2 separate regions of the Homo sapiens genome follow, and region 1 is linked to region 2. A link is an interaction called in ENCODE POLR2A ChIA-PET data of the cell type or tissue named here. Cell type or tissue: A673. All regions are shown on one strand. Each heading gives the region's core, and the rest is flanking DNA. Links, peaks and the distances in the headings are about the cores only. Region 1 has its middle 110 kb from the start of LINC03069. Region 2 has its middle 8.3 kb from the start of LINC01416.

Region 1 (16,245 bases), core at 5,410-13,409, 370 kb before region 2:
TGAAATGTTTCAATCTATTGTAACTATTATTTATGTTCTAATTGTGCCAAGGTTGGCCAGTGGAGGCTCTTCAAGTTGGCTTTTGAACTTTTTAACATAACAGTAGTAGCTTTAATAACTTCCTTGATTTCTGCTATGACAGAATGTTCCACCCTTATCTTGTATATTTTTTCCTCAGACCTGAAATCACCTATTTCTCCCAGAACATGGGATCTAGAGATCATAATTTGCATGTCTAAGGATGCACATTGGTGCTATGCTTATTATAATTTCTAGGCCTTTTCAGTGGGCAGAGGCAGAAAATAAACATCTTTTAGTACACTGTGATTTTTATACAGATTTTTCCAATGCAAATTCAGGACTAAAGTATTTTTACTTACCTTCTCTATTATGTCTGTATCTCTTTCTCTTATACCTACATCCTGATTTTCAATAACACCAAATAATTGGTCATTTTATCCTGTAATATACACAAAACAGTTTTAGAACAAAATACCAAGACAGTCATAAAAGGTATGGCTGAAATGAGATTAAGATAATTTTGCAGCTCTTTTGTCTTTAGAGTTTTTCCCATTAGGCTGTATGGTCAACATCTGTGTTTTAAAGTCACTGATTCCTCTCCATGTGGTTATGCTACCTGGTCAAACATGGATTCATATGTTTAATTTTGTTTATGATTTTTCTGTTTACAAGTTAATTTTCATGGTAATTATGTAAAATATTTACATGATTTCAAAGTCTAACCTTCAAAACAAGATATAAGCACAAGGTATCACAACTAAGGTATCTTCCCTTAGTGGTGATAATTCAAAATGCCTCCAGACATTGCCAAATATCCCCTGGGAGGCAAAATCACCTCTGATGACAATAATATTTATTTACACATATATGTACATTTATTAATCTCATGTCCTGAATAATGGCGTTGAGGTCAACAGTGGACTGCATATATGATGGTAGTCCCGTAAGAGTATAAGGGAACACATGTAACAAGTTGATACATGGCACTTGATATTGGCATTGCTAGGGGAAATAACTGATATTCAGCACCATTGTGCTAGTACATTTGGATTTCCATATGAAAAAATATATACACATAAAAAGATATATACCATCTAGGTTTGTGTAAGTGTACTCTATGATGTTCACACAACGACAAAATAGCCTATGATGTGTTTCTCAGAACACATCTCTGTCATCAAGTGATGCATGACTGTATAGTTATTTATAGCTACATTTCCTCTTCCCATTACTTAGATACACAGTCGCCAACTGCCCTTTTCTTCACTTAACTTTTTTCACTCAATAAAATATATCCTAGAGATCACTCCCTGATATTACAGAGAGCAATTCCTCATTCCTTTCACAGTTATCTAGTGCTCTGTTGTCCCCTTCCTTATTAGATTGTAGCATTTTTCCAGCTCTCCTGCTCATGTATATAGAAGGGGTCCATTACCATTTGGGCAAGTACACTGAGAGAGTTTCAGGTGCCCGAGTGCTGAGAAAATTAGACAGCAGCCAGGTGCAGTGGCTCACGCCTGTAATCCTAGCACTTTGGGAGTCCGAGTCGGGTGGATCACCTGAGGTCAAGAGTTTGGGACCAGCCTGGCCAACATGGTGAAACCTCATCTCTACCAAAAACACAAAAATCAGCTGAATGTGGTGGCTGGCACCTGTAGTCCCAGCTACTCAGGAGGCTGAGGCAAGGGAATCACTTGAAACCTGGAGGCAGAGGTTGCAGTGAGCTGAGATTGTGTCACTTCACTGCAGCCTGGGCAACAGAGAGAAACTCCGTCTCAAAAAAAAGAAAAAAAGAAAAGAAAAAAGAAAAGAAAAGAAACAAAACAAGAAAATTATAGACAGCAAACTAAAAAAACAGAATAACTTATCCTTCTCCTGACCCCCCATCTACATTTTATTAAGCTCCAAAACAAGTTTTAGTCTTTCCCTCTTCTCCATCAATGACTGTTCTTTAAAAATAAATTTCCATTGTGAAAGCTCAAAGTTTTTCAAATCTAAGAGAAGTATATTTTTGGCTTTTTAAAAATTATTGTATTATTTTCTCATTCCTGGACTTGGATCTAGGGATGTCCTGTATGCCGATTTGCGAGTGTCTATTTGGGCATGTAGGCTGCCCAAAGCTGTATTAGTTTTATAGAGTCCATGTTAGTTTTCTATTATTTATTTTCAGATTTCAGGGGACTTTTTCTTATCTCGTTGTGCCAAGGTGAGTGCTCTGTTCACTAGTGTTCTGCAAGAGTTGTCAGCAACCATGAGGTTTAAAACATTATTCCAGGTTACTAAGTGGAATTAAAACCTAGGCATGAGGAATTCCTTTTCACTGTGATCAAATAGCAACTACAAATGTTAGTTTCTTCTGAAGATCAGCAGGCAAAAAAAAAAAAAAAAAAATGCTACAGGATATGAGGTGGGACAAGAAGCTCCCTTGGTGCTGAAACAATTCTCAGAATGAGGATTCTGAGGCCAGCCAAACAGAACCCCCAGCTGGGCCAGAGGAAATGAGGCCTCAGCCTTCACCAGGGGAAGACACAAGAGGAGCCCTGAGCTGAAAGTGATGATGGGCCGATTCTTTTATGGTTTCACAGAGGCCTTAGACCACAGCAACCTGCTCTCCCTAACAAATGAGAAGGGCCAGACTCAAATTAATTATTTTGGCACTATTATCATACAGACCAATTCAGTACATTTATATAAAGCTGAATATTAAACCTATTTATTTTCTCCTCTGGCTCATAAGCTGTCCTTCCCCTCCCCCCACAACGGGTTACACTATTAAAGAACGAGGGCTAAAATTTCAGAAAATTCATTTCCATATGAATATCATATTCTGCAGCTTGAAAAAGTACACAAGTATAAAACATGATCCCTTCTGATGTGGTCTCCAGGGGAAAGAGTCAGGGGAGGTCTTGCTGATGGGGAGGGTGTGAATGCTGAGTTGGCAGAAAGAGGAGAGGATGGAGGATGCAATAAAGAATGTGATCATTACTATTTTTTAAAAATAAATATTTTGTAAGAACGAAGCTTGCAGCCTGCTAACACAGAAATTTAGGATGCCATTTTCCCAATGGTCCCTAAATTATTTCATTTAAATCTTTCTGCATTGTATCAATCAAATCCACCTCTCTGTACTTTCCTTCCTTACAGAATTGCAAATTTTAATATCTGATTTTAGAATTATCTCCTGTCTACAAACAATGGACCAATAATAACACACATTCAAGAGCAACATCCGAAACACAACTTCATATAACAGAAAGGTGGGAGAGATTTCTTTTGGCCAGTTAAAACACCATATTGAACAAATTATTTGCTCTTCAGTAATTTTTATTTTTTATTTTCTCTCTTCCTAGGCTCAAGATGAACATATCTGCTTATGCCTGTTTTTTTGCTTGCCTTTAATCATACAAATAGCACCTAGCCTATTCTTCCATCTCCTTGCTGCTCCCCCACCCTCCTTCATTAGAAGGTTCCCTCTGTTCCCATTTCCTCTTTTACTTCATTGTGAGCAGCTGGGCTATGTGCTTACAGCAAATTAGCTGTAAAATAAAGCAGGCTTTTTTCCCTTTTTCTTTTTTTTCAGGGCGTTGTGGGAGAAAAGGTGGTTAGAGAAATTATCCTACAATAAGCAAGTGTGGACAAGGATCAAATAAGCAGAAGAAATAATCCTGTTGGAGGGTTTGCTCACACAGATGAACCATAGTTAAGTGTATTTCCCTCCTGGGGGTCTCTATTGCATCCTTCTGGATCCTCACTCTCAAGTTCTTTACCAGTGGCATTTTCCAATCAGTTCTTGATTTTCACAGACATCCACCAGATGAAGTCCCGGTTGGAACGTGTAGTACTTTAAAATATTGATATCCAACTGCAGTCTCAATGTTGCTGGCCTCACTTTTTGTGTATGTTTAAAAATGCAACAACAATTGTCACAGTTATTCATCAATGTAAAAATTTCAGGCAGGCACTGAAATTGGGTATGGTCCCGAGAGGAAAATTAGTTCTAAAGGTAAGGAAGTAGAAATAAGCAGGATGAGAGAGAGGCATCGTTAGACAAAGTCCTTCTCCTAGCAACAACTCACAGGCATTTCGGCACTCTGTCCATGGGGTGGGTGCTGTTGATTTTTAGTAATAGTCTGCTAGTATTTAAGATGCACCCTTCCTGAAGATGCTGAATGGCCACACACAGTCAGACTCTTTATAAGGTCAAATAAAGTCCTCCATGCTTGGATTCAGCATCACTGACAAGATGTTGCTAATTAGTATCACATGGCCTGTCTCCTAGTGGGGTTGAAATTTAATATATTATCACTTCTCTATCCTACCTCAACCAGGACAGACATACCTCAAGAGGGGTGAATGGAAAGAATCCTTCAATAGAGAAGTGAGGTGGTCCACTTAGCATTTACTGGACACCTCATCTTTATACCTATTGGTTTTCAAACTCTTTCGTTAAGCAATGAAACATTTTATTTTCCAAATAAAACATTACTTGGCACATAAGTATACAAAGTAGCAAAAGCAACATTTGAATACCTCAAATTTGTTTTGTAATTTACAAATTATGCAAGTATAATTTTAAAATTAATTTATTTAAAAGGCACTCAAAGAGAATTCTCAGGATGTTTGGTTGCACAAAAAAGTTGAAATTGTGATAACTGCTGCCACATTATAAGAGCCTCATTACCCAATTCCTCCCTCTCTACTTATGTTTTTTTGTTTGTTTTGGTTACAAAGTATGGAGAAAATTCTGATTCATACATGTAAGTAGAGGGAAATGGTAAGGTTTTTGTTTTGTAATGACATTTTACTTTGTAACTTTAGAATATTCTCCATTGCCCAGGAGATGACCACAGAAGAGGGTCTATAAAGTTGGCATAAAAACAAATTAACCTGATAGCATCAGGCTATAGGTAGAAGTATCAAATTTGTTCACATCACTTGAATGTTTTAGTTTACTGTTTAAGAGTGGCTAAACATATTTAAAAGTGCAATTCAAATTAAATGTTTGTAGAGCCTCTGAAACACTGTGGCAGGCTCTAGGGTGAAGAATGTGGCTTGGAAACCATTGCATTGGGGGCATTTCCAGAGATATTACTGGTAGCACTAGTATCATCTTGGGAGAAAAGTTATGAAAATCGGTGAGACAGGAGTGTGTGGGTGTGTTTCCTAAAAGCCATAAGCACTTTGGAGAGGGTCCACCTCCTATTTCATGATTGTTGGAACAACTTTTCTGCCCCACTCTTTTGTTACTGTCAGAGTTTCTGTAGTTGATGCCATGCAAATTGAGGATGCTGGTGATGGGCTTGGAAGCCCTTCCTGAGCCTCAGGGTTCTAGAGCTGTGCTGTGTGGTGTACACTGCTCGTCCTCAGCCACATGGTGCTTCTTGCATTTAAATTTTATCAAGTAAAATTATGTAAATTAAACATTCAAGTCTGCAGTTTTCACTAGGCACATTTCAAGCACTCAACAGTACATGTGGACAGCGTAGACTTAGAACATTTTTATCATCACAGAAAGTTCAATTGGACAGCACTGTTCCAGAGTGAGAGCCACTCATCTGCCTGGCTGCCATTTTCAGGTTCCTCTTGAAAAGAGCTTATAACCCAGCATAAGATCATCTTTTTGGTCAACACAAACTTCCCCCTATATTGTATTAGAAGTACTTAAATGAAAGATGGGGGTAAACAATTGCTAATATCTTCTGGTCCCCAACACAGTCCTCGTTTGTAATGTTCCATGATAGAATAGGAGAGTAAACTGGAGCTTTTATTTGAGAATTCCCCTAAAGGATCATAATAGGTGAGCATAATGATTAAGGGAAGGAATCGTGAAGCCAGGCTGCAGTGTCTGAATTCATTTAGCCACTTGTAGGCTGTTTCATCTTGGGGAAATTAATGTGTGTGTGACTCCATTTCCTGCTTTGGGATATTACTACTATTCACTTCATCAAATCATTGTGAGAATTAAGTGAGATACTGCATTTGAAGCACCTTAGCACAGTGACTAGCTCTTAGCATTTGTTATAGGTCACCTATTTTTATTACCATCACAACCTGCTCAAATGAGGAATTCCAATCTGGAGGTCATTCTTTGAACAATGGGTTCAAAAACATGAAGCATAAGAAAAATGATTTTTAAAAATTTCCCAGATGAGAAAGTATTAGTAAAAATGTGAACAGTGAGAAGGGTGTCTGGTTAGGATTAGAAATCATCAAATATCACAGATTCCTCATTTTTTAGTTTTTTTGATTCACCTCTTTAAAGATCTTAGTTGGGAATGAATTTCTGTTATTGTCACGTGCGAATGACATCTTGGCTGAAAATTAAATTCGTGGGTCCCAAATCATTCTCTTCAAACATTCAGAAATGTTGCACTATGGTTTTCTGACATTTGGCATTTGAGAGCAATCTGGCCCAATATTAGTTATCCATTGGGTTAGGGGTGTCTTATTCTGAGTTCCCACAGAATTAAACTCTGAGTCAAGGATTCACATGCAAGTCATTTATTTGGGATGTGAAGGTAGTAGAGCACAAAGGCGAGACATAAAAAGAAGGCAGCCAGTACAGGATGCATTATAGATGGTGTGTTATTGAGCCAGGTACCACTGTGTATACCTGGAGCAGTTAACTCTGGGAGCCAGTGAAAAACACATTTTTCAAAGTTAACCTGTCAGTGAAATGAGAGTGCCCTTGGTATTTAATCACCAAATCCTGCCTCTCATTGGTTAGCACACTCCTGGGGTTGTTGGTTCCTTAGGTCTTGCAGACATCTGCAAGGGCAGGCAAAATGGCTATAGTGTCACCAAAAGGCCTGATAAAAGAATCCAGGAGTTGGCAGCTAGAAATCAGCCTGGACTGCACTGAAGTGCTAGGGGTGAGGGCACACAGACAGGGACCAACAGTGTCTGCCACCGAGGGGAACCTCTTCTGCAGAGATACTTGAATGATTGGCCAACTGATTAATTATAATTCCATGGGTTGCTCTTTTTTCCCTCTGTGCTATTTTGGACCTTTTGCTTTCTCTGGATGTCACTTTTTCTTAGTTTCTTTCTTTCTCTCATTCTCCAGAATGGGCCCTGGGCCTGTGCCAGGATTCCATTTAGGAGAAGGGGGAGCTATTTGGCTGATTTGTAAGGTACTCAGAAGAGTTTCTGGCATAGATGCAGCTCTATAAGGATTTTTGAATCAAACAACTCTGTCAGGTAGGTACGATTACTTATTACACTCATTTTACAGATGAGAAAACTGAGGTTATGTAATTTGCCCAAGGTCACGCATGTAGTAGAAGGGAGGGGCGGAGTCCAACCCTAGGCCTCCGGGGTATAGCTTTCCCATTGGTGACCACTCAACAATTGCCATACTTGACAATTATTTGAGATTTGCCATGAGCCTATTACTCACCCCCAGATGGAAAAAAGCAGGAAGTTGTTTTTGTTCCCACCAAAAAAGTTTGCCAGATAATGTTCTGACATCTTGATGTGACTGTTAATAGCATCATCTTCTAAACCCAAAACATCAAATCTGCATTTTCCCCATGCACAATTGGTGTTCCCTTCCCTGTGGTAGAATAAAAGCTAAATATGCTGTAAGCCTCTGTTAAGTTCTGTAAATTGTATGGGATATATATATATAAAAAACACACACACACACCCCTATATTTTTTTTCATAAAATACCTGTGGGTGTTTTCATTCTTTAGGTACCATTAGAATTCTGAGCACATTCAATCAATTTTTTGACTTGGTGGAGTAGAGATGTGTGATGTAAGGGAGAGATGTAGGGAGGCGTGTGGAGTTTAACTGAGTCCTGGCCACTCTCCCTCCCACTTTGGAAGTGCAGCAGCACCACCATTCCATGCTTAGGTAGGTAAAATGTCAGCACAGGTCGGAGAGGTCTATCTATGGAGGCATCTGCTCCCTGCAGCCCCATGAGTAATAGCCAGGGTGTGGAGTGAGTGGGAGAAACATACTCAGCAACAGAAACTGACTGCTGTGCACGCAGAACCAGGCCACAAGGAGAGAGGGAGGAGACCCGTGACAGTGGGCTGCCGGCGGACAGAGGCAGCTCGCTAGCAAACAGCTTCTCCTCTCTCCCTCGCTCCTTCCCTAATAGGACTGGAATCCACGCTGGGATAGGTGAGATAGCACACAGGCAGATTGCCCACCAGATGGTACAATCTTCTATTTAAGAAATATTTGAAAGGGCAACAAAATACAGCAGAAACCATCCGACAGTCCACATGGCTAATGCAAAATTAGCCAAAATCATGGCAGTAGCAATGACGGGGTGTTGTGGGGTGAGTTGTAGGAAAGGCTGCGGAGAGGTGAGCACCGTGATGTCACGCAGGGCAGGTGGCGGGGAGTCTGAGCTGCTTCTCCATTATTGCACCGTGGTGCTTCATGTGTTTCTAGGATGCCCAGTCTGTAGCCTGTGTCTGAGAAGTGCCAAGGCTGAGGGTGATGGCACAAGTGTGGCCATCCAAATTGTGTCTCCCGAACTGGGAGGCCTCTGGATGGGATGGGACGTTGTTTGTCATTGCTATTCTGAGGCTCTTTCCTCATTTCCATATCTCGGTTGAGTGGCCTTTTTCTTCCTGATGTCCTGTTACAGCTCTATTTGTCAAAACCACGTACACCGTCAGCATCAGCACGATCATACTATTGTTCATTGAGCTCTTATTTTGTCCCAGGTACTGTGCTAAGCACGCTACCTCATAATAGCTAATGCATGCTGAGTAGTTGCTACATACCAATCGCTGTTTAGAGTGATTTACATATATTGTCTTATTTCATCCCCACAACGAACTAATGAAGTAGGCACTGTTATTATCATTTTCATTTCACACAAGGGGAAAGTGAGGCCTGGAGACCCTGAATAACTTTCCCAAGGCTACATGATTATTAAGGGGAAAGAAATTTGTCGACTCCCATCAATGCTGTTTAGTGCTATACTCTAGTGCCTCTGATATGTTCTTTTCCTCTTTTCATCCTTCTATGACCACCCTGTGAAGATGTCATCATTTATAGTATATATAGTTAAGGAATCAGCAGTTTAAAGAGTGTAAGGAATTCCCTGGGGTTGCATGTCTAACAAGAGTTGTTAGTCTTATTCCAAAGCTGGTGACCAACCACCATGGGAGACCATCTCTTTTCCACCAGCCACTCTTGCTCCCTCTCTCCCAGCACTGACATCCTCAGCATCCATGCCTGAAACCTCAGCGACACATTGGCTTTGTATTTTGTTGTTTTCTAAGTCTTATTTCTTTCTCATTTAGGGTATCCTCTTTCTATTCCCCTCTTCTCCATTCCCATTGCTACTAGCTAGTCAAGACGAGGTTTCTTTGCCTTCATAGTATTACTAAAGTACTTGCCATTAGTCTCCACTTGTCTTTCCTGTAAAGATATTTCATCCCACACTACGCCATGACTCCTAGGCATGAGCCTCCAAGACAGACCCTGCCTGCAGCATTCTAGAAGTGGATGAATGATAGAATGTTTTTCTCTATTATCTAGCCCCTAAGACTACAAGAAATCTTTGTGTGTGCACACACATTCACCACAGTGTAAAAATAGAAAACGTTGGGTGTGTTTTCCATGGAATTATGTAAATAGATCTACATAAATACATTTATAAGAATGAAATTTTGAGCAGAAACTGCTCTCATTGTTTTTGTAATGGGTTCTAAAGAGAGAGCTGCTGTCTTATAGGGCAAGTCGGTTTTCCATCGAACTTTTCTCTTTGACCATCATGGAGGGAATGTTGGTAGTTTTGATGTTTAATTTTCAGAATGCAGTAAGGCTTCATTATTCATAGAAGATGTCTTCCTGGGAATTACAACAGACAATAATGGAACAGAAATGGGATTGACTAACCCATTGACCTTGTATCACAAGAGCAGAAAGAAATAAAACCTGAACAGACCCCCGTGTTTTCCATCCCCCCAAGGGCTCTGTCTGTTCTCAGGCCTGGGCTGCTTTCTGTTTTCCCCTCTGGAGGGTTCCAGTATCAAGTGTCTCTGTGTTAATTAACTCAGCATGTGGCACATAAAGGCCTGACAGCAGATAGCTAATGTTTTGGATATGCACTAAGTTTAAGGATTAGCTCAATTCCAAAGGACAACTTAACGCTGCCACTCTACCGTTGACACTTGGTGATCCGAGGCAAATTTCCTGTTCTGGGCAATCTTCCTTCTGCCACCATCACACATGTGGACTTCAACTCCTCCCTCTCTGCTCTTAGAAGCTCAGACAAAGCAAACCAATTTAAAGACTTTCATTTGATCTGAATAAAATCAGAAAGACACATCTTGCAATTGCTGGTAAAAACCAACAATAAACAAAATCCCATAATATGGCAGATTATCTGTGCCAATGTTTGTTTCTCCTACTATGGCAATTTTACTGTTTAAATACATTTATATGTATATAATATCAAGTAAATACGTGTGTGTGTGTGTGTGTGTGTGTGTGTGTAAGTAATAAGTTTATAAGGGAGTTTCACATCTAAGCTCCAAAAGCCAAATTCCTTAGAATAGGTATGTGGTGAGAAACCAGTATGGTTTCTCTTTGGCCTGAAATATTTTTGAACATAGAGTAGTACAAAGGTTGAAAAATGACAGGTGATAGGCCACATGTGGCCTCTTGACATGCTTCATTTGGCTTTGTGCAGTGTTCTTAAAAATTTATAATTGAAAATATGGGACTTTTTTTCAAAGTTTGCATTTTTGGGTTTCCTTGTCTGGGTCTGTACTTCTTCACGGCAAAAATTGACAGGAGCAAAGCAGCCCTGTCCCTCCCTTGGATGGGGCATGTGTCAACTTCATTACAAGCACACAGGGTTTGAAATGCCAATTCCTGAACCCCAAATTGTGCTTTCTCGTTGTTCTGCCAACCTCAAGTTTGCTAAATCTCCCACTTAGTTCCTGATAGTTTCTTGGCCGTTTTGCCCAAAGTAGTCTGTTAAATAGGACACGCTGGGTGGAGTTGGGCAGGGTTCATTTTAGACTCACTTTTTATTTAACTTTTACAAAGCAGGGTTTTCATGACTATTGACCAGCTGCCCAGAAATTACCTGGTGAGTTCCTTTTCAAAAATCAAAACAAACAAGCAAATATAAAAAATATGGAAAGGCTGACAAATTTAGCCATTTGGCATGGCATTTAAAAATGGATGTAGCAGTATTTTTAAAGTACTCTTTCAAATGTCATGACAGCTGTCCAAATTTGTAATTTTAAAATATATTTTATGTTATCACATACATTTGCTGTACACTCTATCAAATATATGACTAATATGTGAAAACAAATATGTGTGCCACCCTGCTGACTCATGCTCTTTGAGACATTGGAAACTCCTTGAAGGACCAACTAAAAGCCCCTTGTGGCTGGAAAGAGAAGCCCAAGGCTACCAGTGCTTTTCTCTAGGGTGTTTGCTCAAGGATCAACTTTCATTTCCCCTTGGAATGAAAGGCACATATCACAGAAATTCCACAGAATCAGGCGCAAATAAAGAAGACAGATCTTAACTTAAAGACCTGAGAATGGTTCTTTAAATCATTCATTCATTCATGTGTCCATTTATTCATCTATTCACTCACTCAATGAATATTTATTGAGCAACTACTATGTGACACCTGCTGTGATGTTAGATGCCATCAGGGGATAAATATATGGACAAAATTTTATGTTTGTTTTTTTTTTAAGGAGCTGTATGAGTTTCTAAGTCCCACTTAACAAAGTGCCATGATTGGATGGCTTAAACAAATTTATACACTCATGGTCTCACAGTTCTAGGGGACAGAAATCTAAGATGAAGGTGTCAGCAAGTTTGGTTCCTTCTGTGGGCTGTAAGGGAAGGATCTGCTCCAGGCCTCTCTCCTTGGCTTATAGATGGCTGTCCTCTTCTCCCTGTGTTTCCCATCATGTCCACCCTTGTCTTGTACTTGCCTGTGTTCAAACTTCCTCTTGTTAGGACACCAGTCAGTCATATTGGATTAGGGACCACCCTAATGAGCTCATTTCAACTGAATCATCTCTGTAAAGAACCTGTCTCAAATAAAGAGACATTCTGAGGTACTTGGATTAAGAATTCAACATGAATTTTTTGAGAGCACACAATTCAGCCCCTACAGGAGCTTCTAAGGTAATCATTTCTATACTCTAAGTTAGAGTGCTTCTGTTTCAGTTGTTGGTCCTGCTGTTTCTTTTTCTTTTCTTTTCTTTTCTTTTTTTTTTTTTTTTGAGACAGAGTCTGGCTCTGTTGCCCAGGCTGGAGTGCAGTGGTGCAATCTTGGCTCACTGCAAGCTCCACCTCCAAGGTTCACGCCATTCTCCTGCCTCAGCCTCCAGAGTAGCTGGGACTACAGGCGCATGCCACCACACCTGGCTAATTTTGTTTTTGTATTTTTAGTAGAGACGGGGTTTCACCGTGTTAGCCAGGATGGTCTCGATCTCCTGACCTCGTTATCCACCCACCTCGGCCTCCCAAAGTGCTGGGATTACAGGCATGAGCCACTGCGCCTGGCCAGTCCTGCTGTTTCTACTGGCAAAGGCATCTGTCTTCCACTGTTGCTAATGACCATCTCATCTATTCCTAAGCTGTGCTGGCCTAAGAAATTTTAGAAGCTAATAAGCCTAGCTTGACTCTGCGGACACAAAATTTCAGGAGCTGAACATGGGATGGAGATACAAATGAAAGGGCCTTGATTTCAGGTGTACCTGTTTGTAACCTGAAGAGCCAGCTTATGGCCAGGAGTGGAGATAAAAGATCCCTGTAGTGTTTTCTAGTAGGATAAGATGCCATGAAATGTGGGTGGACAGAGAGAGAAGAGCCAGTCAAGATAAGTTCTAGGCCAGTTAGACAGAAACGTTCTTGGAAGTAAAAATCTTGGTAACACAGAGACTGTAACAAACATGACCCATGTAACTCTTGATGTGCAAGAACAAAGGGAGAAAGAAGCAAAGAGCAGCCAGAGATCTAGGTCCGACTGGTGGAGTTTGTGGAGAATGTGCCATGAGGCATGAGTTGGGGGTATACAGTTAGGAAGCCTTGGCTGACATTCTTAGACAAGATCATGCCAGAGCCCAGGAAGAGACTCTTGTGGGGCCCAACTCTGAGCAAATCTGTGAGGTAGGGGCCCCATCCTCATTATACTGTTTTCCCAAACCTTTTCCTCTCTTTGCCTTTTCATTCTGGCATCTTTCCTGTTTCATTTTTCTGGTATCCTCAGCTGACCCAGGGTACAATGAGAGCTGAGAAAAATCTTAATCTCTTTCTACAGCATGCTAATCACCTGGGCATCTTATTAAGATGCGGATTCTGATTCAGAGGGTCTGAAGGTGGGCCCAGCCTGGTCCACTAGCCACACTTTGAGTTGCAAGGGTTTATGGGATGATGGAGCCCAACAAGTTTCCGCGAAAGCCTTGCTCTCTCTTTCAGGAGCTCAAGGCTCAGTGGGTTCCCTGGATTAAGAACAGAAGATGCCCCTCTTAGTTACTGCAATCACCTTAACTTTTACTAGCTCCTGTATTCATTAGTAAGGGTTAGAGAGAAAAGAAAAATAACAATAGCGTTCTTAATTGGATCCCTGAAAAAGATACTGCATTTCCACTGATTAAGGCAATTAAAGGTGCAAACATTGCTGCTCAAAAGCTGACATCTTCAGGTGTCTCATAACAAAAATTAATACCACTGCTAGCTGTGCCACCTAGTCATGCTGTAAAGAAAATTAATTACTGCAACCAAACTAATAATAACAGTGCAGGCAGAGTTGTAGCAATCTTGTGGCTTACCATTGGAGACTGAGCAGGGACTTTTGCCTCTCTGTTACCCATGAGCGCAACTCAGCAATTGCTGACTGTAACATTTCTATTGTATGGTTTATGCTAAATATGCATATCTTAATTGCATTAGTCAAAATAATTAGCTAATATATTTTTGCATAATGACGAGGTAAGCAAATATCACCATAGCTCAGTGGTTCTTGCATGAGTAAATTTGGAAAATTAATAGACTCCCAATTTCCTAATTATCTGTCTTTTATTCCATGCTCAAACAAAGAAATGCTACTGCACACTCCTGGGCATCGTGTAATTTAGTTTGCACCTTGAAAATTTTAAAGCACCTGTGTTTGTTTTCTCCCCGTTTTGCAGGAAAGTGATATAAAAGAAAAAAATGCAGCTCCTTCCTTTAATCACTCTTAAACTGAAACATGAAGAAAGTTGTGGATCAATACATTTTAATTTCTACATGCAAGTGGTGTGTTGAATTATAAGGTGGTTTTAATGCATCAGAAAACTATTATAAAATTAATACAATTGTCAAGATTCTTTCCAAAGTGATAGTCCACAGCAAGCATCCAAATTCTAGAGGAATGGTGGCATTTCCTCCTACTGTCCTTCCCCTTGAATCTAGCAATCTTCCCAGTTTTGCCTAGATGTTTCCCCGTTTTCTCACACTTGCAGGTCAATGGTGCATGCACTAAGCATCATGGTCTCTACCTGAGGACAGTGTGGTTGAAAAATAAAGCTTGCTGCCTTGACAAACTGCTTGGCAGACAACAGCCGAATTCCTTTGGGTTCCATCTTATTTATTTGGGCCTGTGATTGGGAACCAGGCTAATATGCTGAGCTACCTCATCAAACATCTTTCTTTAACAGAGCCTGGCCATTCCTGTCTAAGGTGTCAACTCTTCTCAGTCTTCATGAGAAAGCATATTCTTAGCATGCTAATCTAACGCATAAGGAACACAAAAATCTGCCCAAAAGGACATTTGAGCAATATGCTAATATCTTCTGAAGAGCTTGGAAACATTCTCGCCTCATGTCTTCCAATGGCAGGTTTCAGGCCACCACTTAAACGGAAGAATGTGCTGGGGCCTGAAGCCCACCACATCTGGATGAAATCCTCATGCCAAGCCCTAAGCCATCAGTCTAACAGTAGACAAGTCATTTAGGAGAGAAAGCAGCTGGGTGAGAATTTCCCTTAAGTTTCTGATGAGTCTTTAGATTTCCGGTGGCTTATGGGAGAGCAATCTGTAACCTGATAAGGGAAGAGATCTTCATTATTGTCACTTTGCCTCTAAACAAGCTCTGATCAAATCAATTCCCTTAGCAGGTGCGGTGCTTGTCAGGATTCCAGCCTTGAGACCACTTGGGCTGCCTGTCAGCAAACTCCATGTAGGTGTCTGGAGCAGGTAGCAGCTGCAGGCTGTAATGTCCTCCGCTACGGCATTCACTTCCAGGCTCACATGCAAATCGCCAGCAACTATGAAGAGAATGTATGTAAAATTCATTTTAATTTGTGCATGTGAGTGTAACAGGCTTTAATTAAGATGGAGAAAGAGATAAAGACATGCTCAATGGTGTGCATGGGGGAGGCCATGAAATTGCAAAATCCAATTTTATAGAATGTTAGCTGGTACAAGGGGAATAAACCCAAAAGCCAAATTCTAAGAACACACCTTGGCCCGTCAGCAAAGGGAAGCTGGCCTTTGTCAACCATGCGCCAGATTACCACAAGGGCAGTTGCACACAGGAGGCAAAAGGAAAGCCACTTACAAGAGATAGGAACGGAAATCTTAAAAGAGAAAGTAATGCAGGAAGAGAAACAAAGGCCAAAAATGGATATGCTGAGAGAAAAACCCACAATTATTGAAGATGAAAACATAAGGGGAGAAAAGTAATTAGAAATTAGACCACAGGATGGAAGAACAAAACCAAAGCAAAAATTAGCGGGCACACAGATGAAGCAAATTGGGGAAGAGAGAATAAAGGACCTCAAGAATGGGGAAAATGCCTACCCAGTCCTCGTGGTTCAGGGCTCAGCTTCCCATTGCTTCTGAGGCTTAGAGAGGTTATGCCTGTGTCTCAGTTACAGATAACCCTTTATCCAGACTAGAAGCTGAGGGCAAAGAAATGAAGTTGGACATATTTTCCATCCTTCCTATAACTCCTCAGAGTCCTACATGAGCCATATCTTCCATAATTGTCAGACCCTTACCCTGGAGCCCCCGTCTGAATGAGAGAGGCTCCCACATATGATGGCAGGGACACAAGGCTGGACGTGGGCTTGCAGCAGGAGGTCAGACTGGAGGGTGAACAGGCTCAGGTTTTTGGCATGATCATGTTTGGCATGATCTAAGGTTTTTGCACTGAATTCTGAGGATAGCTGAGAGCCAGTTAAGGGCTTAAAAATAGCATGGAACACATGGTCAGCAAATCAATTGGAA
Region 2 (16,245 bases), core at 5,320-13,319:
ACAGGGACATTCCTAAACATAAAATGTGCAGTTCACTGATGAGCTATATCAATCATGTTTGTCTTCACTTAAAAACTTAGCTGAAGGAATTAAAGCAAAAACTGACAGAATTCTAAGCAATGACATATCCCTAATCATAGCAGGATATATTAACACATGTCTCTCAGAAAATCAGTTCTCAAAAAGAACAAAAATTAGTAAGACCACAGAAAGTCTGATATTAACAAGCTGACAGAAGTCATGGACTTTTTGTTTTCTGGTTCACTGTTATAGTCCCCACCCCACTGCCTAGTTGAGTGCTTGGAACACAGTAGATATTAAATGTTTCCTGAATATATGAATGAATAAACAAATAGAACCCAGAATGCAACAAATAGACAATATACATTCTTATAAGTACATGCAGCACATTTACTTAAAAATTAACCTGGTGTCAGGCCACACAGGAAAATCTTGAAAAAAAAATTATAAATGACACAATCTGCATCCTATGACAACGCCTTACTTATAGTTAGCTGGTGTTTACAGTCATTTCATTTCTTTTCGGAGAATTTAAGGAAACTCTTTTGAAATTTTTAAAAGAAGTCTGTATTGTTAGAGTGAAATACTGACATTATAGAGCAAAAATACATTGAAGTTCCTAGTTAATGCTTCTTGCTCTGCTAGTAATTAGAATTGTTACTGAAGCCAAAGGGAATAAGTAACTTAACTCTAAGTTTCAGCAACCTCTTCTAAAATTTGGTGGTTGGACTTTTGTGTTTGCAGTCCCTTCCAATTCTAACACTTGTTTACTACTTATCCATATTAAAAGTCCTGTCTGTCTTTCCTTCTTTTCCTTTTTATATCTGTTAACTGAAGAATGTATTGTGGCATAGTTTTAAATAACAAAAAGCATCTTGACCCATTCTAAAGTAGGTAAAAAAGACCTTGTGAGAAAGTTCTCATGTTAAGTGTATAGGAAAGTTGCCATGCGGAGAGTGAAGCCTAAATAATATGTACTACAGGAGCTGTCAATCAAAGGAAACTCAATAGCACATATATATATAAATTGAATACAGACTTAAAGAGGAAGGTAATTTCTGAAATGCCACTCTGTCTTAAAGATGGCCTCTTGGGGTCAGCAATTTGTCCAGAAAGGACATAAGCATCCTGCCTTGATCTGGAATGATCTTGGCATTCTTCTATGCTTCCTGCACAAGTTTAAAGCCTTAATATCCATTCAAACTGTCAGACTACTCCAATTATCTCTGGTACAAAATATCCCACAGTTCAGTACTGTAAGACATTGTGTGACTTATAAATGACTAAGATTTGCCCTGACTGATAACATTTTCCCAAAGTCAAACAGACTCTGCTTTTGTCTCTCTGCTTGTCTCAATATAGCTGCACTTTATTTCAATACTTCTCTTGTAATTGAGGGATTCCATAAAATCAAATAAAATGATTTATAATGGAATGATTACTCCAGGGTAACATTTCAAGTGAAATTAAGATTGAAATCTAATTTAAAAGCTTTAATGTAAATGGGTCATTAGAGGAGGCTCTCCAGGGAATTTGCAATTAAACTAAAGTGACAAGGGTTTTGTAGGGGTGATAGACCTAAAGGTGTTACAATACTGATACATGCTCATTTCAGATGCAGCTGGCCTTATCACAACTGCTCAACAAGATCAGAGTTGCTGAGTGAAAGGAGCAATCAAGTCTAACAAAAACACTCCAACCCATTACAAGAATTTCTCATGAAAAAAAAAAGAGTTCTGATTTATGTAAAGGCTTCAGTGAATTCAGTATATTTAATTGACATTAATTAATCTAGTTAACTGCTGTTAATCATTTCCATATTTATCTCTTATCAAAATCTTACTTTTATTCACTATAACTATTCATTTAACAATAACTGTTTTCTATTAATACAATCTTTAATATGTAATTTGCAACTGTGTAGTCTTTAAGCACAATAATAGAATACCTCTCCTTTCCCCCCAACCTTTCTGAATCCCGAATATCTTTACTTTTAGAGGTCTCCTTTTTGACCCTATAGCTCCTTGACAATTAATCATCAATTTCCTTTCTAAATTCCTTTTATTTTTGTTATTAGATCTTCTACTTATAGTAAACCTTGCTTGTGACAAGGTCTCAGTTCTCTAGAAGGAAACTATGCTGAATACTTTACAGTTCTTGCAATATTGCATTTAACATAATAAGGACCATAAATATTTGATTTTATTAATAATAATAATGTTAATAGTTAACTTTTATTGACCATTTAAAATGAGTTAAACTCATTTAAAATATGTTAAACCCTTGATGTAAATTATCTCATTTAATCTTCACAATCATTCTAGATGGTAGAAATATTATTATTTCCATTTTAAAAATCTATAAACTGAAGATTAGAAACGTTTCAGTAACTTATCCAAGGTCACAGAGCGAATAAGTGGCAGATCCAGGAGGTAAAACCAGGACTGTATATCTCTAAAGCCCATGGTAGTACCTACTGTGCTATGCAGTGAAAAGCTGAAGTTGCCTAAGATCAACAAGAAAAGCACATTTGTGATGATCCTTTCCCATTTTGTGTATCTATATGTCTGATTGATTTTATACATTGTCAGATTTAATTGGTCCCAGATCTTTAAAGGTGAACTCTTTCAAAAATAATAAAAATACAATTCTTGAGCCATCCAACAGATGTTTCTAAATGTTTATATTTATTTTTATGAAGGCTTCATAAAAAATCAATTCCAATTTATACCCTTTATTTTTGTGGATGACAGAAGATTTGAAGAGCTCTATTGAGAGAGGTGGCTGAAGTTTTACTTATTGCTTTTGAAATTTTCCAATTTTATTTATACAACAGCTTTTGCAGAAGCAACAACACCGATGGCTCACAAACCACTCTTTTGTTGTCTATCATATATAAGACAAGGGTCCAATGACAGAGTGGTGTTCAGATGATGAACTGTATAGCTCAACAGAAGAAAATCAAGAGATTGCACAAGCCACTTTAAGGAAGGAATTTGGAGAGAAAATAATCATTCTGAGACTATATACTTTCTTACCCTTCTCTTACAAGGATACAATCTTTTCTTCAGATCATGAAAATAATTATATGATTCACTTTAATGTTATCATATTTGGTAACTTGCATAAATTTGATTGGTGGAGCAATGGAGGTGGAGGTAGATTAAGGTGGAGAAATGGTTTCTAGGGGGAATGAAAGATGTAACAGCTAATAGATCATCAAGTACCTAGAGAGCTATACAATATTGGCTACTCCTTTTAGCTTGTTCAGATGGGTCCTCACATGGAAAAGCAAGTATTGCTGGACAGTCTCAGAAGGCAGCCAGGTATCTGTTTAACTTCTCAAGAATGAGCATGGATTGGTACTGGTGGTCAGAGAAATATCTAAATATGTGTAGTCACGGTTTAATTCCACCTACAGTTAATTTTTGGAGAATTATTTTTTTCTATTGTAAAAGGCACAAAGGGAATCTTCTGGAAAAGATATTGATGCAAGATATTTTCTTGACCCTTTGTGGGACTAGCAACAGGGGTGCCTCATTTACTCAGCCTGCCTCTGTCTACCCCTCATGGGAGGGAGCATGTGAGCAAATGAGTGCAGGAACTGGAGTGAGAGAGTGCAGGAACTTTGGCACCTGTAGGTGTAAACACTACGCAGGCCCCACAGCAGTGTCCAGGCAGGGATGCCTCTGACCCCAAGGCCCAGAGGGCATGTTACAGTGCTCTCTTATCTCTGCTGTTTGCAGAGAGCAGTGTGTTATCAACTCAGTGGGCCCCCTGCCTTGTCACATGGGGTGGCTGCCTTCTGCCAGCAAGGGCAAAGGCAGGGTGACAGCCTTTTTGGTGACCTGCACCCAGTGTGTCCTGAATTCTTGTCCAGTGCCCAAGAGGAATGAGGTCATATGGACAAATGGAAGGATGGTGAATGTGAAGAATATTGTCCAGTGATAAAAATGGCTATCAGTGGTGAAGGGAGCTGGAAAGAGGATGGGAAGGGAAGGTCGCTCTCCCCTGAAGTCAAGCTGCCTATCTGCCTCTCTCTTCCGAACTCAAGCTTCCTCTCTTTAATGTTCAACTGCTTCTTCCCAATGTCTGGCTGCTTCTCCTCTCTGCCAGCTGAGTTTGGGGTCTTTATAGGCACAGGATGGGGTAGGCGGGCCCTGGGTAGTTCAGGAAAAGGCAACATTTGAATGAGGGAACAGAGATAGAACTTCTCACTTTGAGCCACAGGTTTCAGGTTTTGGGGCTTGAAGACGGGGTTTTGCCACGGACCCGTCCCTGTCTACCTAGAATTTTTCTGCCTCCTGCCTCTATCATTTTACCAATATTACATTTGCACCATGGTCTCCAAGCCATACAAGATATGGCCCTAGCTACCTGTTGAACCTCTTCAATCTCTTCCCCATCATTTACCCTCTTGCCACTCCACTCCAGCCATCCTGGATTTCCATGACTCTTGAACACATCACACTTCTTCCTGCCTTCCAGCCTTAGGGCCTTTGTATTTGCTGCCCACTGTACTTGGAATTCTTTCCTAGATCTTTTCATCCTTTGGTTCTTCTCATTTAAACTTAGGTCTCTGCTTCAGTGTCACCTCCAGAGAACTATCCCTGACCATTCTGTGTATATGCACACACATACACATACACATAAAACAGTTTAATCTAAGAACTCCCGTTTATTTAAAAGTTGACGCAACTGATGAAAAAGAAAAGATGCACAAAATGTCACAGGTTAGAGAAGACTAGAAGATGAGATAGGTAAGTGCTGTGTGGTCTCCTGTATTAGACCAGGAACCAAAAAAGGATATGAGTGGGAAAACGGGTGAAAACCAAATAAAGTCTGTAGTTAAGTACATAGTATTTGTCTTAATCCATTTGGTGTTGCTATAAAGGAATACTTGAGACTGAGTAATTTATAAAGAAAAGAAGATTTATTTGGGTCATGATTTTGATGTCTAGAAATGTTCAAGATTGGTTATCTGGTGAAGGCCTCAAGCTACTTCCACCCCTGGCAGAAAGTGAAGGAGAGCCAGAGTGTGCAGAGATCACAGGGTGAGAGGGAGGAAAGAATGAGGAGTGGAAGGTGCCAGGCTCTTTTTAACAATCAGCTCCCTTGGGAACTAATAGAGTGAAAACTCACTCACCCCTACCTCCACGTAGGTAGGGCATTAATCTATTTATGAAGGATTCATCTGCATAACCCAAACACTTCCCTTATAGGCTCCACCTCCAACACTGCAGATCAAATTTCAACATGAGGTTTGGAGGAGACAAAGATCCAAACCACAGAAGTATTGTACCAATGTCAATGTCTTAGCTTTTGACAACTTTACCAATCATGGTTACATAAGATTTTAAGCATTAGGGAACACTAGGTGAAGGGTATACAGCAGCTGTCTATACTATCTTAGCAACTTTCCTATAAATCTAAAATTATTCAAAATAAAAAGTGTAGTGAAAGAAATTAACCACTAAATAAGTTCTAAGGCTTTCTATACCATGAAGCATGACAATTACCTAGTCTTCCTGTTGCCTTAGTTTTTTTTCTCTTGCCTTTTTTTTAACTGAGTCTGGAGTTGAGTTTTCAATACTGTAGTAAGGCTTTCTGGAGAGGACTTGCATCTTTGGTTTGTTTGGTTAGAAGTATGATGAGAAGCATCATGAAAAGTTGCAGTACCACGTAATTCAAGGCTCTGGGCTCAGTTTATTCATTCATTTCCAAGGCATGCTGTCCAGGCTTTCCCTGGGCACAAACCTTAGAAGAATTCTTTGCTCCCTCTCCCAGATGGCTGACAATGGTCTGCTCTTTTGACCCTCTCAATGACTTATTAAAATCTGTGGACATCATGTTTCTGCAAAACACTCTTTATGGTCAGATTTACTGAATGTAGAGACACATTTTCATTTGAAAAAAAAGAAAGTGAGATTTGGTACTTACTAACAGCTGTGGACAAGAAACTTGCTTAGTCCTTTGGTGACACAAAGATTAAATAAACACAGACACTACCCCAAGGACTCTATACCATATATCCATGGAGGGCCAACCTATGCGAAGGAGGAAAGCTATGCTTATAACCCAAGAGTCATAGAATGGGTGACCCTTTCAAATAATCCATATGTTAGGTAAAAGCTTTGTATTCCAGGCACTGCCACTTACCAGCTGAGTAATCTTGGGCAAGTAATTTAACCTGCAACTCTATTTTGTTAATGTTCATCTGTAAAATGAAAATAATAATAATATCCACATGTGCAGATTTAATGAATTAATTTCTGTAATATACCAAGAACAGTACCTGTTAAATGTCAATTGTTCAATAAAAGTTGCTATTATTTAAATAAATATATAAATAGCAAATACGGCTAACAGTGTGAGAATTTGGTTGAAAATCTACGATCTATCATATTGTTTATCAATAATTTATAGTACGTTATTCTTCCACATTATCATTCATGGAACCTACAATGAAAATAATACTATCGTTTTGTCTACGGATTTGTGCAAAGTATAAGCAAAAACGCAACATAAGCATAGATTTCTTCCCAATAAAACATAATACAGGCCCACTCACTTTGCCCAAAAGATGTTTTTGAAAGTACAATACAAAGTAATAATTTTGTAGTTTGAGAAAAAATTCTCATCAATTTACATTATTAATTTCATATCTGGTTGATCTTAAATTGGCCATAGAGATGTGAAATGCCAGTATTTCCCGCTCTGTTTACTTAACAAATTGATTATAGCTAAACGAGTTGTGTATTTCTTAGTTATCTGATAGGCAGGTAATCTTAGCTAATTCTTATCTACCTCATAGGCAGGTAACTAGTAAAATACACAAATTATTTAGGTATTTGTTGACCTCCACTGCTATTCCAGTCTCCTGGATCAGTGAACTGGAGGCACTGATGATTTGTGATAACTTCCAGACGTTGTAAGATAAAATTTTTGTCATTTTAATTGGTAGACGAATTCTGATGATGTTAATAGAATGGGCTGAAGCTAATGATTTTAATGAGACGTATTTCCTCAATTTCACAATATTATTGGAGAGATAACAAGGTCTCTATAATAATAGTGTCTATCTGTCCTCCTTGCCCCTAGCATTAAATTCTAACATCTAATCTCAAATATGAGCTTTACAAAAGAGGGAGCAAACTAAGAGAACCCAGAAAAAGACTCCTAGGCTTTCTGTTCCAGCTTGTCTAGGCTCAGAACTGGCAAAATGGAGACCATGTCACCAGAAAAATTGTCTTTCATAAACACAACTCTTTTCTTTGCTTCAACATGGTCTAACTTCATGATTCTGGAAAGACTGTCACATTTCAAATGGATGACCCTCAAAGAAAGAAGTAATGGCAGGTCTTATATTAAGGTATTGGCCCCTGACAGTTCTTGCAAAACCATCAGCTTTCTATTTCTTGATCTTTCTTTCTATTTTTATGAGGTGTTACCTGTTTTCTTAAAAAGCAATAGCATGAACATGGACTATGTAACAGAAGAACTGAGTTCAAACCCTTGGTCAATGATTCACAATTCTGTGACTTTGGGCTTATTCCTTCCTCATAAGAAAACAGGTGATATTTCATGTATTCATGCATAAAAGACCCCTAGGTGCTATATCATGTTCGCATAAACCTCACAGTAATTCTTAGAGGACTTCTGAAAGAGGAGGACACTGAGGTTGAGGAAAGAAGGGACTTGTTCAAGGTTACAATAACTCCTGGAGCTGGAATCAAACCTAGATTTAGTCTGACTCTGAACAATAAAATTAGCCGTACCTACTGAGCACCTACAATGTGCCAGGCACTGTCTTAAGTATGCTATAGGCATTAACTAATTTAAACTTCATGGCCATTCTAGAAGGCAAGTACAATTATTATTATTTCACAGAAATCCACCATGACGCCTTCCTTTGTCCACACACTTCTCATTTTATAACCCCCCATTTATATATGTATATGTGACATTTTTCTAATTTCTTTGTGACACATTGAATTACAAATGCTATTAAAGCTCATGCACTTGTTTCCCAACATTTGGGAAAGCTAAGCTCAACCCTATTTTGACATTTTGAGTGAGTTTTTCCTTTCACTGTAACCCTTTCTCCAGGCCCGGATGTGGCATATAGAGCAAGGCATACTTAATCCTCAATTTACAGAGCCTCTTTTAGTAGACACAGAGAGGTTAAAATGCTAACTTCATTTATAGTATGTCACCATCCATTTAAAAACCCTCTGTGATTTTTTACCACCTTTATCTTTTCTCCTGAAGCAAAACATAACTTTTTATTGTTTCAAAAACCTCCAAGAAGCAACAAATTTAACAAGAAATTAATGACCAGGAGACTTATGTCAGTCAAATTCTGAACCAAATTGAACCCTAGGGTTTTAAAATGCTCAAACACCACCGTATTTTGTAGGCATTTATTTTTTCTTGGCATCGTGCAACTTCCTGTTTCTAAGAAAAAAGGATTAAAGTATCCCATTAAAAAAAAAAAAAAAAGCAGAAACTCCAAAAGCTTCTTGGACATCAAAGAGACCTTACACAACAACATTTTGATGAGTTAAGTGTAAAGGAATCAAAAACACATGGATTAAATTTCTCATAAAACCCACATGTGTTTAAAAATCAAGAGAAAATGTGCTTGGCCAAATGCATTTGGGGTTTTCTCAAACCCCAAACATTTGAGGAATAGTGTGAGATGTTTAAGGAACCCAAAACACAGCTGGATCGGCCTATATCATTCTCAAAGCATATGCCAGTGGGAGATGTTAAAGGAGATAAGCCCACAAAACAATAGAGTTTTGCTTAAAAATCACAACTTGATTATTGATTAGAAAGTTGCAGTTTTCAAATATATATATTTTTAATCACCTCTAAACTTAGAAAGTTATAACTTATATAACCTGTTAGAAGTCATTTATTAAAGAGCTCTTCAATTTTTTAAAAAGAAAAAGTGATCATCATTTCCAACCTTCAGATTTTCCAGCATAAGCAGACGGGATCTTTTCTGCAGCTTTCAAATTTCTATCAAGTTACACCATGTTTTGTATTATACTTGATTTAGCTTTGCTAGACTAGGCACATTATTAATTGGCTATCTTTTTATTTACAATACTATTGCTCGAAATATATACTAGAGAGTATAATTGAATTTTGGGTTTACCGTAATTTAAAAAAGTCAAAAGAGCAATAAACATAAGTGTTAGTCAACAATTGCCTCTGAGAACCAGCATAAATCATCAAGATTAAATGATTTTAAATCATATTTAAACTCCTTAATTTTAATTTATGGTTGCCAATCTATTTTCAGTCATTGTCGACTGGAATTTCTTGCAGTGCTTTATATCTTTAGAGGTGATGGCAAGGGATGTTTGAACATTCCCTTTATATGGGGGCCTACACTATCAGGCTGAAATCATTGATCCATGACTTTTCTTTCTTATTACTTTCCTAGTGCATTCTATTTATTTTAAAAGTTAGCCAAGTAGTGGGGAGGGGAATTTGATCATGAATTTAAGTACTTTTTCAAGTCTGTTTTCTAATTTAATAAATAAGACTTTGATCCTTAGGGTAGATCTAGTTTATAGATGGTAAATGAATATTTCCTTTAGCTAAATGATACTGTGTATCACTTTTTGGATTACGGATAGCACTATCATGATTTCCAGGGAGTACAAAGGTTAATGAAACCGTCACTGTGCCTTCTTAACTCCCGCAAATAGCTAAATAGCAATATTGCAAATTTCTCTTTCCCCTTTCTACTATAATCAACGTTACACATCCTGCAAAAATATAATACAGTGAAAATACAAAAAAACCCAAAAGTATTTTTTCCCTGAAGAAAGCAGCACTGATGTGGGAATGATTAATATTTTTTCCCACTCCCAGCCAAAAGCACTGCAGTATGAATTAGCAGTTTCTACACACTTGGATCTCAGCTCAGCTCTCCAAAGGGTAATTTCTGATGTATAACAAGGTCACAGCTCAAGATTAACCCTATACACTAATAAAAACAGCAACAGCAGCCAGAATATCATTTATGGAAACCCACCATTTGCTAAGATCTGAGCCAGACATTTTACACACTACTTCTAATGTTCACAATAACCTGGACAAGTATATTTCTAATGTTTCCATTTTACAGTTGAAGATGTTGAGTCTTAAACACATTAAGTCATTTGCTCATGAATATACAGGTCTGTTTGGTCACAAAGCCCACACTCTCTCCTCAACCCTGTTGCGTCTTACATGTTTAAAGTGGATAAAAGAAAACAGTGACCATCTCTTAGGAGACTGACCAAAGGGTAGAGAATAATACAACCCTAGCTTAAGAAGTTAGGAGGCTGTCATACCAATATGACCTGCAAGTCTTGAAATCACAGATCCTGTTCTGTTGCTCACCCTAATCAATATTCTATATCGCACTGTGATACCTCTTTTGCCCCAGACATGACTTGGAACTGCTTGCCACATTTATACTCTTTTGAATTTCCCTTAAACATGCCCCGGGCATCATTTTGGAGAGCAGTCAATTGCTCAGGAACTGATTCCATGATGTTTTCGAGGCCATCACCTGTTTCTGATTATTTCTTTCCAGAGCTTAGCTAACAGACATGAGTGTTATACCTTGGGAATGAAAAGTCTGTGGCCAAGAAAACAAAATCACGTTCACCAGCCTTGTGCTCTTCCTATTATTTTATCATCCCAACACTCTGGAGGATGTGTCATGGGACGAAGAGGAAATCTGCTAAATTACAAGGTTTTTAAATTCTATACAGTCTTAAAGGGCTTTCCATTAACGAGTGGGGACAGAAATCAGACTGGCAGGCCACTCTAGATTGGCAATCCATGGTTAAACTAATTAGGAGGTGATCCTAGACTCGAGCAAGCACTATACTGTGGATGAGAACTACAACAGGCCAAGTTTCTGAAGAATAATGCCAAAACCCAAAATTACTACATGAGACTAAATCAGCAAAGTGAAATCATGAAAGAAGTAAAGCTCCTTAAAAAGAGAAAAACTGTGCTGTCTTGAAAATCAGAATGAATATTTCGAATTACAGTAAACTAAAATTAGGGGACATGGTGGAAGTTGAAAAATAGGGGGAAAAAACCAGATGCATTCAAGTTATAAGACCTGGTACCTGCATTTCAGGTTTCTTAAAAAACTGAAAGCAGATATTTTTAAATGCCTAAAATGACTAGTCAATAGATAGACAAATACAGAGAAAAGATAATTCACAAAGGAAAAGAGTTATAACGAAAAATATTTATTCTTACTACAAACAAAAGAAATCTAAACTTTTAAAAATGATGCATTGTTTTGGTCTGTTAAATTTCAATTTTTAAAAGCGTATAATAGACTTTGATGGTGAGGGTCAGAAGAAATGTATAGTTCCAAATATTGTTGTTTCACTCTGAATTGTATCTGAATGGATACAAATCTTTTACAAAGAAATTTGGCAATGCATATTAAAATCCTCAAATATTTATGCATTTTATATGCAAATATCTTGATATTTGCAAATTATCAAGATATGCAAATATCTTGAGAAACTGATTCTAAGGAAATAATCTTAAGTAAATGTATAGGATTGTTCATTACAGCATTATGTAGAATCACAAAATATAGAAACAGCGCTTAAATGTCATAAAATAGAAGAATGTTAAAGCTGTTCAACGAGATGATTTAAAATTTGATGATTATGAAGACTAACAAAAACTTAAAAATGCTTTTGCTATAATACAGACTGTAAAGAGCAGAAAAATTCTGACTATAAGCAATACAAAATTTTGTATTGGTAAAAAGACAGGAAAGGAGTATATCGGAACAATAGCAGGGATTTTCCTACCATGGTGAGACCCTTGCTAATTTTATTTTTCTTCTCCATTTTTTATGCCTTCCTGAATGTGATTGCATTACTTTTTTTTTAAGGAGTAGAAGTAATATTTCAAAATCAATATATTTTTAAATAACTCGTAGAAGGACCAGGCCAAGCAAACAAACTATGAAGACAAATGCAAATAAACAAAGCATTTATAGTTAAGAGAAGGGTAACAACAGAAAGGCAAGTAAAAAGGCCCTACAATTTACAAAGATGAAACTTTTTTTTAATCTGGAAGAAAACAATATGTTGAAACATCAAAGAAAAGCTTTGTAAAAAGAAATACATTCCTTTAGAAGGAAATGAAATAAATTTCCTTCTAAAATAGGTTGAAATGTACATAGTGATGGGGAGGAAAGAACAGGTATCTATGAGGTTGACTGGGCTGGAGTGCCATGTGCTTGCCATTTTAGCCCATGCAGAGTCACATCAGCAATTATTTGTCTTCCTATGTTTGAAATTATTTCTGAGTGTCTTCCCTGAGGCCAGAAGACTTCACTAGACTTCTCAAACTCTCTCCCAGCTCCAAAATTCGATGAGATGTATTAAATAATGAATAAACCGTAAAGTATGCTAGCAACTTGCCATGATATTTGATTCCAGTTTGTGAATTTACTAAGACCCAATTGCTTATTAAGGGAAAAAAAATTTAATTCTTGATCTAGTAGAGTCACTTATTGGCATAATCTTTCCACAGGTTATTCACTGCCTGATTAACAAAGAAATGGGAAATGAGGATGATGCTTTTTTCTGGAAAATTAAAAAATAATCTTGTTACTATCTAAAATCATTTATCTTACACAGGGACATAGCATGGCTGAAATGGCTGGGAGGAGGCAAAGAAACAGTCTATGTCAGGGGTCCCCAACCCCTGGATCATGGACCAGTGCTGGTCTGTGGCCTGTTAGGAACTGGGCTACACAGCAGGAGGTGAGTAGTGGGCAAGCGAGCAAAGCTTCACCTGTATTTACAGCTGCTCCCCATCACTGGCATTACAGCCTGAGCTCTGCCTCCGTCAGATCAGTGGCAGCATTAGATTCTCATAGGAGCACAAACCCTGTTTTGAACTGCACATGGGAAGGATCTAGGCTGCATGCTCCTTATGAGAATCTAATGCCTGATGATCTGTCACTGTCTCCCATCACCCCCAGATGGAACCGTCTAGTTGCAGGAAAACAAGCTCAGGGCTCCCACTGATTCTACATTATGGTGAGTTGTGTAATTATTTCATTATTTATTACAATGTACTAATAATAGAAATAAAGTGTACAATACATGTAATGTGCTTGAATCATCTCAAAACCATCCCCCACCCTGGTCTGTGGAAAAATTGTCTTCCACAAAACCAGTCACTGGTGCCAAAAATGTTGGAGACCGCTGGTCTATGTAGTAGCAGTAGACTTGCCACAAGATGGTATAAACCTTTATTTGTAATCCCTATCTTGAAGAAAAATTAGCATTTTTTAATGGAACAAAAGATTGTGATGTTGAATTCACAATTTGTATAGCTCATTTTGTACACCATTGTGTTTCATGTTCTATCACACATCTAGCCTTTATAGATTTTGATGTTCCCTCAAGGACATTTGGATGTCACATTGTATCATATGGGGTAGGTGATGCTGGAGGCTAATGGGAAGAATAGGCAGAGACATCTCCCTCCATCACTTTCAGAAATATCTTCCCCCTATATCCATAGAGATCCACAACAGGACCACAGTCAATGTGGCTCCAGAAATAAGAAGTGAAACGTAGGTGTTTCCAATATAGATGGAAAAGACAAGAGACAGAATCAATGTGTTGGAGTCTTGCTCTTTGCAGAGTATGTCTTTGCTGTAAATGAATGTCAGTTAGAGGTAGATATTGGCTGCTGTCTTCTGTCTTCTGAAAAGTTAATGATCTAGTTAAGAATCCAAACATGCAAGATAAAGGAAGAGAGGGTTAATTTATATTAAAAAATGGAAAGGAACAAAAGAGAAGGAAAGAAACAATACAATAAAGGCCTTCATTGACGTAGCATGTTTCCCTGAAGTCTATGATCTTTATTCTATACAAGGAAAGCATTACAGACTTTACAGAGAATAGTGAGACTTGACGACAAAGAGGTCATTTGCCTCTCTGGTGGTGGGTATTTCTTCATAAAATAAATAAATAAGATACTTTTTTAAAAAAGTAGATTTGTGCAAACATAAATTACATGCATAAGATTTCATATTTTTATAGAAACGACCTCAGTACTAGTGTCAATAATTTCTTTTTGGCCAATTATGGACCAGATCAGGGAATGACAGAAGCCCTGAGATTCAATACATTTAAGTGGTAGGCACTTTTCAATTCACAAGAGGACTCATTAAACTTTGTTGTCTAACCTTGACTGAATCTAAAATAATTTAGATGGTTGTATGGGAGAAATGATGTATAGAGATAGAAGAAGAAAGGTTGACTTATAGAGTATTTCTTTATTTGCTTTCTTACTCGTTTTGCTTTCCTGTTCTTAAGTTTCAAAATCCTGTAGTAACTGGAATGTATTTAACCATGTGCTGCCTGGAGGGAATCAAGGCTGTAAGAGAAGGAAATAGAGATTCGGCCTGAAGAATGCCTGCCTATGCTACCATTGCAAATATGTTGTTTTATGAAAATATATACAATGCCCCTTGCTTAAAAACCATGTACTTTGTTAAGATGTTAAATATGCCTCCTTTTCATATGGGCCTACTGTTTTTTGGTTATCACCTTAACAGAGAGAACAAGAGTCTACTTTTACCCTAAGGACAAAGTCCCAAATCGATGAAATTTTGCAGATGAGAGCTTATGGCAGTCTTTTAGAAATGTTATTTTTCCTGGAAATAGGAGTAGACATCTCCTCTTTATCCAGACCTATAAAGCATCAATTGTCCCCAAATGACTCTACTGACCTGGAATTTACATTTTTTGAAGGTAGTGATTTAATGTGCCTCTGTTTTGCATAAGGTGAAAGTAGTATTTTCAATTAAACAACAATGTGCTTCAATCATTCACTCTGCCTCTTTCTACAAAAGAATCCCCAGACAAAAGAATGTATTATAAAATGTTACTTCATTGAATATATGCTAAAATGATATATCTGTATGTAAATTGGTCACTTATGTGTTGACCAGTATTGCTCTAATATCTTAAACAAATATGATACTTTAGCCAGAGTAGTCTCTGTAACTGCTTTATAACTACTATAACTTTGGCCTTTATTTAGTCTATGTGAACTATTATTTCCTGAAATCCAAGTAGCATGAACTAGCATTTATGGGAATTCACTCTGTGACAAAAAGACTATGTCAAGTAATTTAGATCTGTCATCTCAGTTGATCTTCATGGACATATCTGTGAGATAAATGTCATTATCCCTATTGCACAGATGAGGAAATTGTGGCAGAGAAAATTCAAGTAACTTTTCTAAGGTCATTTATATGATATGTAGAATACAATACTGAGCCCCAAATTTATACACTATTTACTATATCACCACTAGACCATTATTATGTAACTACAGGTAGCTTATGGAATTCATTTATTCATCTTTTCTTTAAAAAATATGCATGTATGGGCACAACATTGGGAGCCTTTAAGAGGCATAATATGCACCTGCCATAGTAAGATGGGAAGAAAAAATCTAAATCATTGTTTTAAAAAACCCTCCGCACATGAGAGGATATTTTTAGGTTAAGGGAGACATACATGTTTAAAAAAAAAGTGACAGAGAGAGACTGATTGACAACACTGGAGAGATGGGAGTTAGTTGAACAGTGAGCTTTTAGAGAAGGAGGCAGAACTCAATGAAATCAGTAGGAATTAGCCTTGGAAAGAGCAGATGTCCTACCGTGGAGGCCTGAAGGATATGAAGATAGCTGAAGTCCAAGAGATTATTGGGTGTAGAGAGAAGGAAAGGCATGGGATCTTGGTAGGGAGTCTTGGAATTGTTTAGCAAAGTATAAGATGAGTCAACTGTCCAGAGTGATGGGTGGAATTTGGAGTTTAAAGACAGAAAACCATTTGACTCAGTAAATTTTGGGACTGAGCTATACAAGGTGAAAGGGAAGGATGAGGAAGAGCAAAAGGATCCAGGAACATTTCAACAGCCAGATCAGCAGAGTCCCATTAATCTCTACAGCGAAGCTTTTCAACCAGGCATTACAGCATACACTGTATAACATTTGTGCATGTCACTACCATGACACTAAGATCAACTGTTTCTGTGTCTGTCTTTACCTAACACTCTCTGATGGTGGGCACTAGATATTATTTGACTCCATGTTACCGTGTTACCAGCATGGAGATGAATATCATCTGTTGCCTGCCATCG

The links. Peaks named below come from ENCODE experiments on the same cell type or tissue, not always from the same donor. Only the 100,000 strongest peaks of a DNase experiment are listed, where the experiment ranks them.
Region 1: POLR2A ChIA-PET joins it to region 2 with 5 read pairs; 1 of 35 experiments calls an interaction of 5 or more read pairs at or near these places.

What each region holds. Positions count from the first base shown.
Region 1 is chr18:56,294,263-56,310,507 of GRCh38, reverse strand. No RefSeq gene overlaps it. Among named protein-coding and RNA genes, the nearest start is that of LINC03069, 110 kb to the right of the region's middle. In A673, for the core only: a CTCF peak has its summit at 11,367; a DNase peak (open chromatin) is centred at 10,127.
Region 2 is chr18:55,920,381-55,936,625 of GRCh38, reverse strand. No RefSeq gene overlaps it. Among named protein-coding and RNA genes, the nearest start is that of LINC01416, 8.3 kb to the right of the region's middle. In A673, for the core only: no CTCF peak of the experiment used is centred there; DNase peaks (open chromatin) are centred at 8,125 and 8,535; H3K27ac peaks cover 829 bases.